2 separate regions of the Homo sapiens genome follow, and region 2 is linked to region 1. Evidence: chromatin contacts called from ENCODE Hi-C or POLR2A ChIA-PET data. All regions are on one chromosome and are shown on one strand. Each heading gives the region's core, a stretch centred on a gene start or an enhancer-like site at or near the end of the contact. The rest is flanking DNA. Distances are from core to core; before and after follow the strand shown. Region 1 holds the start of GMFG (glia maturation factor gamma). Region 2 holds the start of SIRT2 (sirtuin 2).

Region 1 (5,986 bases), core at 2,983-5,482:
TGAGGCCAGGAGTTTGAGACCAGCCTGGCCAAAGTGGCAAAACCCTGTCTCTACTAAAAATGCCAAAAATTAACTGGGCATAGTGATGCGTGCCTGTAGTTCCAGCTACTCAGGAGGGTGAGGCAGGAGAATCACTTGAACCCAGGAGTCGGAGGTTGCAATAAGCCGAGATTTGCCATTGCACTCTAGCCCAGGTGACAGAGCGAGACTATGTCTCTAAATAAATAAACAAATAAATAACAAGAAAGCAGCTAAGGGAATGGAGTAATGCAGCCAGAATTAATTTACATGGGGAAAGGCCTCTTTCATTAGGTGAGACTGAAACAGAAATCTGAAGGAATGAAGGAGAAAGTGGGTTCCAGAAAGAGAAAACAGCAAGTGCAAAGGCCATGTAGTAGGATCATTCACAGAACCACAAAGGGGCCAGCATTGCTGGAGTGGAGTGAGCAAAAGAGGGCAGTGAAGGACAAGGTCCAAGAGGCAATGGGGTAGGGGTGGTGACAGATAACTTAGTATTTTAGTCATTGTTGGTGTGTGTGTGTGTGTGTGTGTGTGTGTGTGTGGGGGGGGGGGGCAGGGTCTCACTCTGTTGCCCAGACTGGATTGTAGTGGTGCGATCGCGGCTCACTGCAACCTCGGCTCACTGCAACCCCTGCCTCCTGGGTTCAAGTGATTCTCCTGCCTCAGCCTCTGGAGTAGCTGGAACTACAGCCGTATGCCATCAAACCTGGCTAAGTTTTGTATTTTTAGTAGAGATGGGGTTTCACCATGTTGCCCAGGCTGGTCTTGAACTCCTGGACTCAAGTGATCTGCCTGCCTCGGCCTCCCAAAGTGTTGGGATTACAGGCGTGAGCCACTGCGCCTGGCCTGCTGTTTGGTTTTTAGAGATAGGATCTTACTCTGTCACCTGGGCTGGAGTGCAGTGGTGTGATCCTAGCTCACTGCAGCCTCAAACTCCTGGGCTCAAGTGATCCTCCCAACCTCAGCCTCCCAAGTAGCTGGTACCTGGGATTACAGACACATGCCACCATGCCCGGCTACTTTTAAAATTTTTTTGTAGAGACAAGGTCTTGCTATGTTGCCCAGGCTGGTCTTGAACTCCTGGTCTCAAGCAATTCTCCTGCCTTGGCCTCCCAAAGTGCTGGGATTACAGGCATGAGCCACTGTGTCTGGCCCATGGGAGGGTTTGAGACCAGCCTGGCCAACATGGTAAAACCCTGTCTCTACTAAAAATACAAAAATATGGCTAGGCGCGGTGGCTCACACCTGTAATCCCAGCACTTTGGGAAGCTGAGGTGGGCTGATCACGAGGTCAGGAGTTCGAGACTAGCCTGACCAACATGGTGAAACCCCGTCTCTACTAGAAATACAAAAATTAGCTGGTTGTGGTGGCGCACACCTGTAATCCCAGCTACTCATGAGGCTGAGGCAGGAGAACTGCTTGAACCTGGGAGGTGGAGGTTGCAGTGAGCCGAGATTGTGCCACTGCACTCCAGCCTGGGTGACAGAGAGACACTCCATCTCAAGAAAAAAAAAAAAAAATTAGCCGGGTGTGGTGGCTCACGCCTGTAATCCCAGCTACTTGGGAGGCTGAAGTGAGAGAATCGCTTGAACCCAGGAGGCGGAGGTTGCGGTGAGCTGAGATGGTGCCACTGTACTCCAGCCTGGGTGACAGAGCGAGACCCCTGTCTCAAAAAAAAAAAAAAAGAAAAGAAAAAAAGAAAACCAGGCAAGTGTGGTGTCATGAAGACGATGTTTCAGGGAACAGGGAGTGATGGGCTGTGTCAGATGTGGCTGAGGAGGAGTGAGAATTGACCATTAGATCCAGCACCGTGGAGTGCATGGGTGACCTTGACAAGGGCATGTCAGCTGAGAGGAATACAGGTGAAAGGCTGATTGGAGAAGGCAGAAGAGAAAACTGGGAGGAGAAATTGGAGGCAGCAATGTAGATTATTCTTTTGAGAAATCTTTTTTTTTTTTTTGAGAAGGAGTCTCACTCTGTCACCCAGGCTAGAGTGCAGTGGCGCAATCTTGGCTCACTGCAAGCTCCGCCTCCTGGGTTCACGCCATTCTCCTGCCTCATCCTCCTGAGTAACTGGGACTACAGGCACCTGCCACCACGCCCGGCTAATTTTTTGTATTTTTAGTAGAGACGGGGTTTCACCTTGTTAGCCAGGATGGTCTCGATCTCCTGACCTCGTGATCCACCCGCCTTGGCCTCCCAAAGTGCTGGGATTACAGGCATGAGCCACCACGCCCGGCCTCTTTTGAGAAATCTTGCAGAAAAGGGAAGGAAATGAGTGAGCAGCAGCTGGACAGGAGATACAGTTTTATGTTTTTAAGATGGAAGAGGCCAGACACAGTGACTCACGCCTGTAATCCCTGCACACCAGGAGGCTGAGGCAGGAGGATCGCTTGAGGCCAGGAGTTTGAGGCCAGCCTGGGCCACATAGCGAGATCCTGTCTCTATAAAAATCAAAAGTAAAATTGGCCAGGCATGGTGTTGCGTGCCTATAGTCCCAGCTACCTAGGAGGCCAAGGTGGGAAGGTGGCTTGAGCCCAGGAGTTGGAGACTGCAGTGAGCCATGATTACACCGCTGCACTCCAGCCTGGGTAACAGAATGAGACCCTGTCTCAAAATAAAAGAAAAAAAGAAAAGAAAAAAATTAAGATGGAAGAAGTAACACTGCATGGAGGCTAAGGAGAAAGATCCAGGAGGCATGGGGACGTTGGTGAGACAAGAGGGAGAGAGAGGACAGCTGCAGAGATGTAGGTGAAGGGGTAGAGTCCAGTGTAGGGTCCGGGGTTTGCCCACCATGGAGGGAAGTGGGCCAGTCACAGTTGGCCTAGGACCCTGTGGAAATTGTCTTTTGTTTGCTTTTATCTTCTCACTGAAATACATATGGTTTTTGTGTGAACTACATTCCTTTTATTTCTTCTTTATATGACAGTCAGGACATTATATTGATTTTTTTTTGAATTTATGTGTGTAAGTAGGTTATATTATCTAGGAATTTTATTTCGGGATGGGAAAAGGGGGCAGTGCAAAAATACTCAATAAAAAAAATAGCCGGGCATGGTGGCTCACAGTGGCTCACACCTGGAATCCCAGCACTTTCGGAGGCTGAGGCAGGTGGATCATTTGAGGTCAGGAGTTCGAGACCAACATGGCCAACATGGTGAAACCCCATCTCTACTAAAAATACAAAAATTAGCCGGGCGTAGTGGCACGTGCCTGTAGTCCCAGCTACTTGGGAGGCTGAGGCCGGAGAATGGCTTGAACCTGGGAGGCGGAGGTTGCAGTGAGCTGAGATCGCACCACTGCACTCCAGCCTGGGCGACAGAGTGAGACCCTGTCTCAAAAAAAAAAAATTGGGTACCGGTCTGACGGGATTGAACTCCCTTGTTGTAGGGCCTCATAGGTCATTGCAAGGCTAGTGAGGTTGGAAAAGTGCAGGAAAAAAGTCACCATTACCCAGGCACTGTGGGGTTGCCCCTCTGGTCCCCATTTTGCCATTGACATAATGGGCGTCAGTCTGACCAGCAAAAGACTAAACTCCCCTTTTCCAGCCCTGCAATTCAAATATCCCAGATGGGGGTAAATCTAGGAAGGCCACCTGGAGGAGGGGAGGAGCAAAATAGTTCGTTTTTAGTACCTATTGTGTCTGCCATGCTGGCAGCTATGTGAAGCTATTTATTTATTTATTTTTATTTATTTGTATTTTTATTGCCTGGGATAGAGTGCAATGATGTGATCTTGGCTCACTGCAACCTCTGCTGCTCGGATTCAAGCAATTCTTGTGCCTCAGACTCCCGAGTAGCTGGGATCACAGGCGTGCACCACCATGCCAGGCTAATATTTTGTATTTTTAGTAGAGATGGGGTTTTGCCATGTTGGTCAGGCTGGTCTCCAACTCCTGACCTCAGGTGATCCGCCCGCCTCGGCCTCCCAAAGTGCTGGCATTACAGGTGTGAGCCACCATGCCCGGCCGATGTGAAGCTATTTATATCCTCACCACAATCTCAAATCAGAGGGGTGAAGTTACTTAGCTAGGGTCACACAGCAAGGAAGCTTTGGAACCCTGGTCTGAGCGATTTCCTGACAGGTCCTGGCAGATGAGGGGAAGGAAGGAGGGGGAGGAGCCCTCTGTGACAGTTGTCCCAGAAAGGGCATAAACAGGATGTGGTGTTGGATGAAACCTTCCTCCTACTGCACAGCCCGCCCCCCTACAGCCCCGGTCCCCACGCCTAGAAGACAGCGGAACTAAGAAAAGAAGAGGCCTGTGGACAGAACAATCATGGTCAGGGGCCAGGGGTTCTATGGGAAGAGCTGGGGCTGGGGTTGGGGCTGGGGCTTGGAGGACACCTGGGCGAAGGTCAGGCTATGGGATGGAGGTCACGGGCCGGGAAGGGGGCCCAACTGTGGTGAACAGCCCGGCTGGAAGAACAGAGAGACAGTGGCTCTGGGTTTAGGCTCAGGAAGTGGATCTCTGCACCTCCTTGAGTGTCCCCCAAGAGTCCCCGTGGAGAAGGCGGGAACCCAGCCTCTGCTCCGCCCCCCAAGCTGAGTGCCCTGGTGAGGGGTATCTACTCTGTGGGAAGGGTGCCTTTTCTCAATGTTCACAAAGGCATCAGATGGGCCGGCGCGATGCTCCTCTTCATTAGTGGATGGAGAAACAGGTTTGGGGAAGGGGTGAGGGCTGAGGCCAGGCCATTTCAGCTCTTCCTGGGTCCCTCCGGCAGTCTGACTCCCTGGTGGTGTGCGAGGTAGACCCAGAGCTAACAGAAAAGCTGAGGAAATTCCGCTTCCGAAAAGAGACAGACAATGCAGCCATCATAAGTGAGTGACATCTTCCCCCACAGAAGGATGGGAGGGCGGTGGTGAGGGCAGATAGGGAGGGCTGGGCTTGTGTCCCCCATGGATCAGGGGGAGTGTCTAATCCCTGTGTGCCACCCCTCCCCAGTGAAGGTGGACAAAGACCGGCAGATGGTGGTGCTGGAGGAAGAATTTCAGGTGATGGGCTGGGGTGATTGGGACTGGGAGGTACAGGGTGAGACTGGGAGAACCAAGTGGTTGGAACTGATATGAAGAGCCTGGCATGGGGGTAGAAAGACCTGGAGATTGGCCGAGCACAGTGGCTCATGCCTGTAATCCCAGCACTTTGGGAGGCCGAGGCAGGTGGATCACCTGAGGTTGGGAGTTCAAGACCAGCCTGGCAAACATGGTGAAACCCCATCTGTACTAAAAATATAAAAAGTTAGCTAGGCATGGTGGTGGGCACCTGTAATCACAGCTACTTGGGAGGCCGAGGCAGGAGAATCGCTGGAACCCGGGAGATGGAGGCTGTAGTGAGCCGAGATTGTGCCACTACACTTCAGTCTGAACCACAGAGCAAGACTCTGTCTCAAAAACAAAAACAAAAAACAAAAAAACAAAAAACCCTGGAGATCAAGTTCTAGCTCACTCATGACCCCCAGCAAGAGACTTTGCCTGTTTGTGTCTCTATTTCCTCATCTGTGAAATGGGGAGAATAGTACTTATCTCATAGGCTTGTTTTTACATCCAGTGATTTAATTCTTGTAATGGGTTTAGAACAAGGCCTGGCACTTAGTATGTGCTCAATAAGGTGATGATGATCTTAATAATGATGATAATAATGCTTTATTGGCATTTAAATGAAAGAGTTTCCATATAAGTTAAAAAGCTAGCCAGGCATGGTGGCTCATGCCTGTAATCCCAGCGCTTTGGGAGGCTGAGGCAGGAGGATCACTTGAGCCCAGGAGTTTAAGACCAGCCTGGGCAACATGGTAACACCCTAACTCTACTAAAAATACAAAAATTAGCCAAGCACAGTGGTGTGCACCTGTGATCTCAGCTACACAGGAGGCTGAGGTGGGAGGGTTGCTTGAGGCTGGGAGTTTTGAGACCAACCTGGGCAACAAAGCAAGACCCCATCTCGGCTGGGTGCCGTGGCTCACGCCTGTA
Region 2 (5,653 bases), core at 2,404-4,903, 440 kb after region 1:
TTTACTCTATGTGAAATGGCATAATATCACTTTAAGGTAGCCCATGATAACCTAAAGTTGTAAACTATCAACCCTACAGCAGGAGTCAGCAAACTTTTTCTGTAAGGAGCCAGATAACTATTTTAGTCTTTGTAGGTCATATGGTTTCTCTTTTTGGTTTTGTTTTTCTTTTTCTTTTTTTGTTTGTTTGTTTTGTTTTTTTGAGATGGAGTCTCGTTCTGCTGCCCAGGCTGGAGTGCAGTGGCGTGATCTCAGCTCACTGCAACCTCCGCCTCCCGGGTTCAAGCGATTCTCCTGCCTCTCAAGTAGCTGGGATTACAGGCGCTCGCCACCACTGCCAGCTAACTTTTTGTATTTTTAGTAGAGACAAGGTTTCACCATGTTAGCCAGGATGGTCTCGATCTCCTGACCTTGTGATCTGTCCGCCTTGGCTCCCAAAGTGCTGGGATTACAGGCATGAGCCACTGAGCCCAGCAGCCATACAGTTTCTTTTGACTACTCGACTCTGCTGTGTCAGTGCAAAAGCAGCCACTGACAATATGTAAATGAGTGAGCTTGCTTGCGTTCCAAAAGAACTTTATTTATGGAGCTTGAAATATGAATTTCATACACTTTCACTTGCCATATAATATTATTATTCTTTTGATTTTTAGAAACTGTTTAAAAATGTAAAGACCATTCTTAGCTCACAACCATACAAAAGCCATATAATATTATTATTCTTTTGATTTTTAGAAACTGTTTAAAAATGTAAAGACCATTCTTAGCTCACAACCATACAAAAGCAGATGGCTGGCTAGATTTTGCCTGGAGGCCATAGTTTGCCAACCCCCACCTTAAAGCAACCACTAACATAACAAAAAGAGGAATATCTAATAAGCAAACAAAAGAAATAAAATGAGGCCGGGCGCGGTGGCTCACGCCTGTAATCCCAGCACTTTGGGAAGCCGAGGCGGGCGGATCACAAGGTCAGGAGATCAAGACCACGGTGAAACCCCGTCTCTACTAAAAATACAAAAAAAATTAGCCAGGCGAAGTGGCAGGTGCCTGTAGTCCCAGCTACTCGGGAGGCTGAGGCAGGAGAATGGCATGAACCTGGGAGGCGGAGCTTGCAGTGAGCCGAGATTGCACCACTGCACTCCAGCCTGGGTGACAGAGCGAGACTCCATCTCAAAAAAAAAAAAAGAAATAAAATGAAAAACACTATACAGAAGGAGCAGGATTGAAAAAAAAGTAACAAAAACTATACCCAATAAAAGGCAAAAAGGAGGGAGGAAAAAGAAAACATAGGTAAGTAGAATATATATAATAGACATGGGATAAATTTACACAATCATATCAATATCAAATTAAATGTAAATGGTCTAAACACTAATTAAAAGGCAGAGACTGTCTGGGCACAGTGGTTCATCCCTGTAACCCAGCACTTTGGGAGGCCAAGGTGGGAAGAATGCTTGAGCTCAAGAGTTTGAGACCACAGCTGCACACAGTGGCTCACACCTGTAATCCCAGCACTCTGAGAGGCCACAGCGGGTGGATCACCTGAGGTCAGGAGTTTGAGACCAGCCTGGCCAACATGGTGAAACTGCTGTTGCTACTAAAAATACAAAAATTAGCCAGGTGTGGGGGCACGTGCCTGTAATCCCAAATTTGGGAGGCTGAGGCAGTAGAACTGCTTAAACCCAGGAGTCAGAGGTTTCAGCGAGCAGAGATAGTGCCACTATACTCCAGCCTGGGTGACAGAACAAGACTCTGTCTCAAAAAAAAAAAAAGAGTTTGAGAACATAGGGGGACAAAAAAATTTAAAAATTTGCCAGGCATGGTGGCATGTGCCTGTGGTCCCAGCTACTCAGGAGGCTGAGGTGCAAGGATCACTTGAGCCAGGAGGTTGTGGCTATAGTAAGCCATGATCATGCCACTGCACTCCAGCCTGGGCGACAGAGTGAGACTTCGTTTCAAAAAAAAAAGTCAGAACAGAGACCAATTGAATAGAAAGTAAAAAAAAATTAATGAAACCAAAATTAATTAATGAAATTTAATGAAAATTAACGAGACTATAAAGCTGGTTGAGATCAATATTCAGTGCCTCCTGGATCAGGCCCTGCTTGCATCACTGGGCATACAGCAGTAAACACAACAGACAAAAAACCCAGTACAATCCCTCATCTGGGCCTTTGCAACTGCAGTTCCTTCTCCTTGAAATGCTCTTATCTTGTTTATCTATTGCCTCATTTTCCTGCTTTATTTTTCTCCAAAGTACTTAACTACCTCTGACTTTATTTCCTTTTCTTACTTTCTATGTTTCTTTCTTTCTGCGTGTCTTTCTTTGTTTCTTCCTGTCTTTCCATTTCTTTCCTTCCTTGTGGTCTTATCAATCTGTTTATTTAGCTCCACTAAAATGTATGCTCCACAAGGGCTTAAGTTTTTGTTTGTTTTCTTCACTGCCTTTATCACTAGCACCTAAACGGAGCCTGGAACGTGGTAATGTGTAAAGAATATTTGTTTAACAGATGAATCCTTGGTCTCATGGAGCTAACATTCTTTTTTTTAATTTTCCTATTTTTTTACTTTAATTAGGAATTCAACATAGAAGAGCTTACATTCTCTCTCTTTGAATTTAAGATTTGAAGAACACTGCTCAGAAGACAGGATCTTAGAGTCAGGGACCAAGTATTAATTTCGGAAATCAAACTCTAGGGCTCAAATCGGGAACTAAGAATCAAAGATCATATTTGGAGGTTAGAAGTCAGGAGAAGCCACAGTTCTAACAGAAGTCTCAGGACTGGAGTCAGGTTTGGGTATCAGTGGATACAATGTGGATTCCAGGAGCTGAGAATCATAGTTCAAGAAAAGAAGGTAAGAAATGATTGGGTTAGGATCATAGCTAGATAGAAGATTGGTTTTGTTAAAAGTTAGGACTCGGGGGTTAGAGGTCAGGAAGTTCAGCATCGGAAGTCAGATTTAGGAGTATGAGGTTAGGAAGCCTCAGGGATCAGAGATTAATGAGGAATGTGACGCCGGGTCCTAGGGCTCCGTTTGGCAGCCTAAGGTTCACTCACGTGTCCCCATCCTCAGTGACGTAGCCGAAGACGAGGGGAGCCCACGACAGCCCCGGGCCCAACTCCGCGCCCAACCCAGGTCCTCCGGGGGCCGCTGCGTCCGGACCCAGGGAGCCCAGGCCGCTGTCGCACCATTCATCTGCGTCGGCAGCTTTTCCCAAGCACGCGACCCCAGCCATGGCCCCCGCCGCCTCAGGGGCCCCCCGCAGTCGCCCGCCTGTAGCTGGGCTTTGCCGGGAGTTCTGGAGCTTCCGCCCTGCGGGAAATTCCCCACCACGCCCCCTGATTCACCCAATGATAATATGCTGAATCGCTCACACCCCGCCCTCGTACTGCATCCTGACCAATCAGAGTATTCGGGAGGACTACAACTCTCTAGCCGTTCCCACATTTTCCGGGCGCCCTTTACCAACATGGCTGCTGACGCCACGCCTTCTGGGACTCGTAGTCCGGTCCTCGCGCGCTTTCTTACCTAACTGGGGCGCTCTGGGTGTTGTACGAAAGCGCGTCTGCGGCCGCAATGTCTGCTGAGAGTTGTAGTTCTGTGCCCTATCACGGCCACTCCCATTTCTGGTGCCGTCACGGGACAGAGCAGTCGGTGACAGGACAGAGCAGTCGGTGACGGGACACAGTGGTTGGTGACGGGACAGAGCGGTCGGTGACAGCCTCAAGGGCTTCAGCACCGCGCCCATGGCAGAGCCAGACCGTGAGTCGGGGATCCGGGTAGGAGGGTCGGGCCGCGCCGGGGCCTGGCTGAATGCTGCAGGCCCCGGGGCCCAAGGGTGGCCGCGGTGGGGCGGGAAGTAGGGAGCGCTTCGGGGAGTGGGATTCTGAGGGCTGTTGCTTAGCGATCTGTATCGCTAGGCTGGTGGGTTTCTGGGTCGCAGTGTGTTCAGGGTTCGTTTACCACATCCACTTGCCAAGTTGCCAATGATCGCGTGTTTCTCGCACCTTGGTTGCTAAGGTCCCTCGCTGCAAAGAACATAAGTTGCCCCGGTCCCGCTTGCTATGGGTACCTGATTGTTAGAGGCAACCAGAGGATGCTGAGGGACCCCTGCTGACCCCTCCTATGGCTTCCCCTTGTTCCGCGCCTCTCCTAAACCTACCGCCTCCACTGCACCACTGCACCTCCCTCCTAAACCTGCCTCCCAGCCAAAGCGTCTCTTCCCTTCTCTTTTCCTTTCTAAACTTCCCTCTGCCTTGTAAATCTAACCCTCCCCGCACACACACTCACACACTGTCGTGTCCTTCCTAACTCCTCCTGAGTGTTCCTTCATGCCCTGAATCCCCTAGGTAGGAGGAGGAGGATCGCTTGAGCCCAGGAATTTGAGGCTGCAGTGAGCTATGATCGCACTATTGCACTCCAACCTGGGTGACATGAGCGAGACCCTTTCTCTAAAAAGTAAAAAAGAAAGAAAGTAAGTCAGGGCCAGAAACAATGGCTCATGCTTGTAATCCCAGTACTTTGGGAGGCCAAGGTGGTTGGATCGCTTGAGCCCAGGAGTTCAAGACCAGCCTGGGCAAAAGCCCCTACTTTCTCCCTGTCCCCCTAAATCTTCCTCTCCAGCCTCTCTGCCCCTCACTAATCACCTCTCCCGGCATCACTTTGCATGTAGATAAGATCTTTTCTCCGTCCCCTCCCTCCCTCTGCTCCATTTTTACCACCATCCCATCCCAGTGTAACTAGGTTGGTGGGTGTTCTTGCCCCCTCACTGACCATTTGAACCCCTTTATTCCCCCCTTAATCGTTCTCCCCACTGTAACCACCTCTGCTCCCCTCCCCCAGCCTCTCACCCTCTGGAGACCCAGGCAGGGAAGGTGCAGGAGGCTCAGGTGAGATGGGGGAAAGGGTGGAGGGGAGGAGAGAGACGGACTTGTTCCACATCCCACACTGGGGGGAGGTGGCAAAGGGGAAACAGTCACCCCAGGGCCCTCGGCTCATTGCCCCAATCCCTCACACCACCCAGTGCAGCTTTCTGGGGAAAGGCAGATTCTGGGGATTGTCAGAGAAGAGTTTCCAGCCTCAAGTCCAGGCCTGTCCTCCCAAACTTTCCTTCTTCCTTGCCACTGCCTGCCATCCCTTCTGAACCACATTTGTCCTGGGACTGGAAGAGACAGGTATCCCATTTGGTCTTGGAACGCACAGATCTCGTGGACAAGTGATGGGAAAAAATGATCTCACAGCGTGATGACGAAAGTAACTCAGGGGGCCAGATGCAGTGGCTTATGCCTGTAATTCCAATAACTCAGGAGACTGAGGCGCGAGGATCGCTTGAGCCCAGGAGTTTGAGGCTGCAGTGAGCTATGATTGCATCACTGCACTCCAGCCGGGGTGAAAGAGCAAGACCCTTTCTCTAAAAAGTAAAAAAGAAAGAAAGTAACTCAGGGCCAGACACAGTGGCTCATGCTTGTAATCCCAGTACTTTGGGAGGCTGAGGTAGGAGGATCGCTTGAGCCCAGGAGTTCCAGACCAGTCTTGGCAACATAGGGAGGCCCCCACCTCTACAAAATATTTAAAAATTAGCCATGTGTAGTGGTGCATGCCTGCATTGCCAGCTACTCAGGAGGCTGAGTTGGGGGAGGATTGCTTAAGC

Evidence for each region. Hi-C counts contacts between places; a loop is a spot of excess contacts on that map. ChIA-PET counts read pairs that join two places held with the same protein, here RNA polymerase II (POLR2A). Pooled maps may share reads with other maps.
Region 2: a loop to region 1 is called in a pooled map, with 4 times the contacts of the local background. The contact joins the promoter of SIRT2 here to the promoter of GMFG in region 1. A Hi-C loop is called at or near these places in 2 of 168 maps with a recorded cell type or tissue (gastrocnemius medialis and naive thymus-derived CD4-positive, alpha-beta T cell), 1 of 37 single-sample maps with no recorded cell type and 13 of 50 pooled maps. POLR2A ChIA-PET finds 5 or more read pairs at or near these places in 2 of 52 experiments (Caco-2 and MCF 10A).

The regions. Positions count from the first base shown.
Region 1 is chr19:39,334,289-39,340,274 of GRCh38, reverse strand. GMFG (glia maturation factor gamma) reads left to right here and starts at 4,232. Exons shown (of 7, transcript NM_004877.4): 1 at 4,232-4,301; 2 at 4,744-4,840; 3 at 4,965-5,014. The coding sequence starts at 4,299.
Region 2 is chr19:38,897,618-38,903,270 of GRCh38, reverse strand. SIRT2 (sirtuin 2) reads left to right here and starts at 3,653. Exons shown (of 16, transcript NM_012237.4): 1 at 3,653-3,765; 2 at 4,846-4,892. The coding sequence starts at 3,750. It overlaps NFKBIB (NFKB inhibitor beta), which reads right to left and starts at 3,302. Exons shown (of 6, transcript NM_002503.5): 1 at 3,060-3,302. The coding sequence starts at 3,238.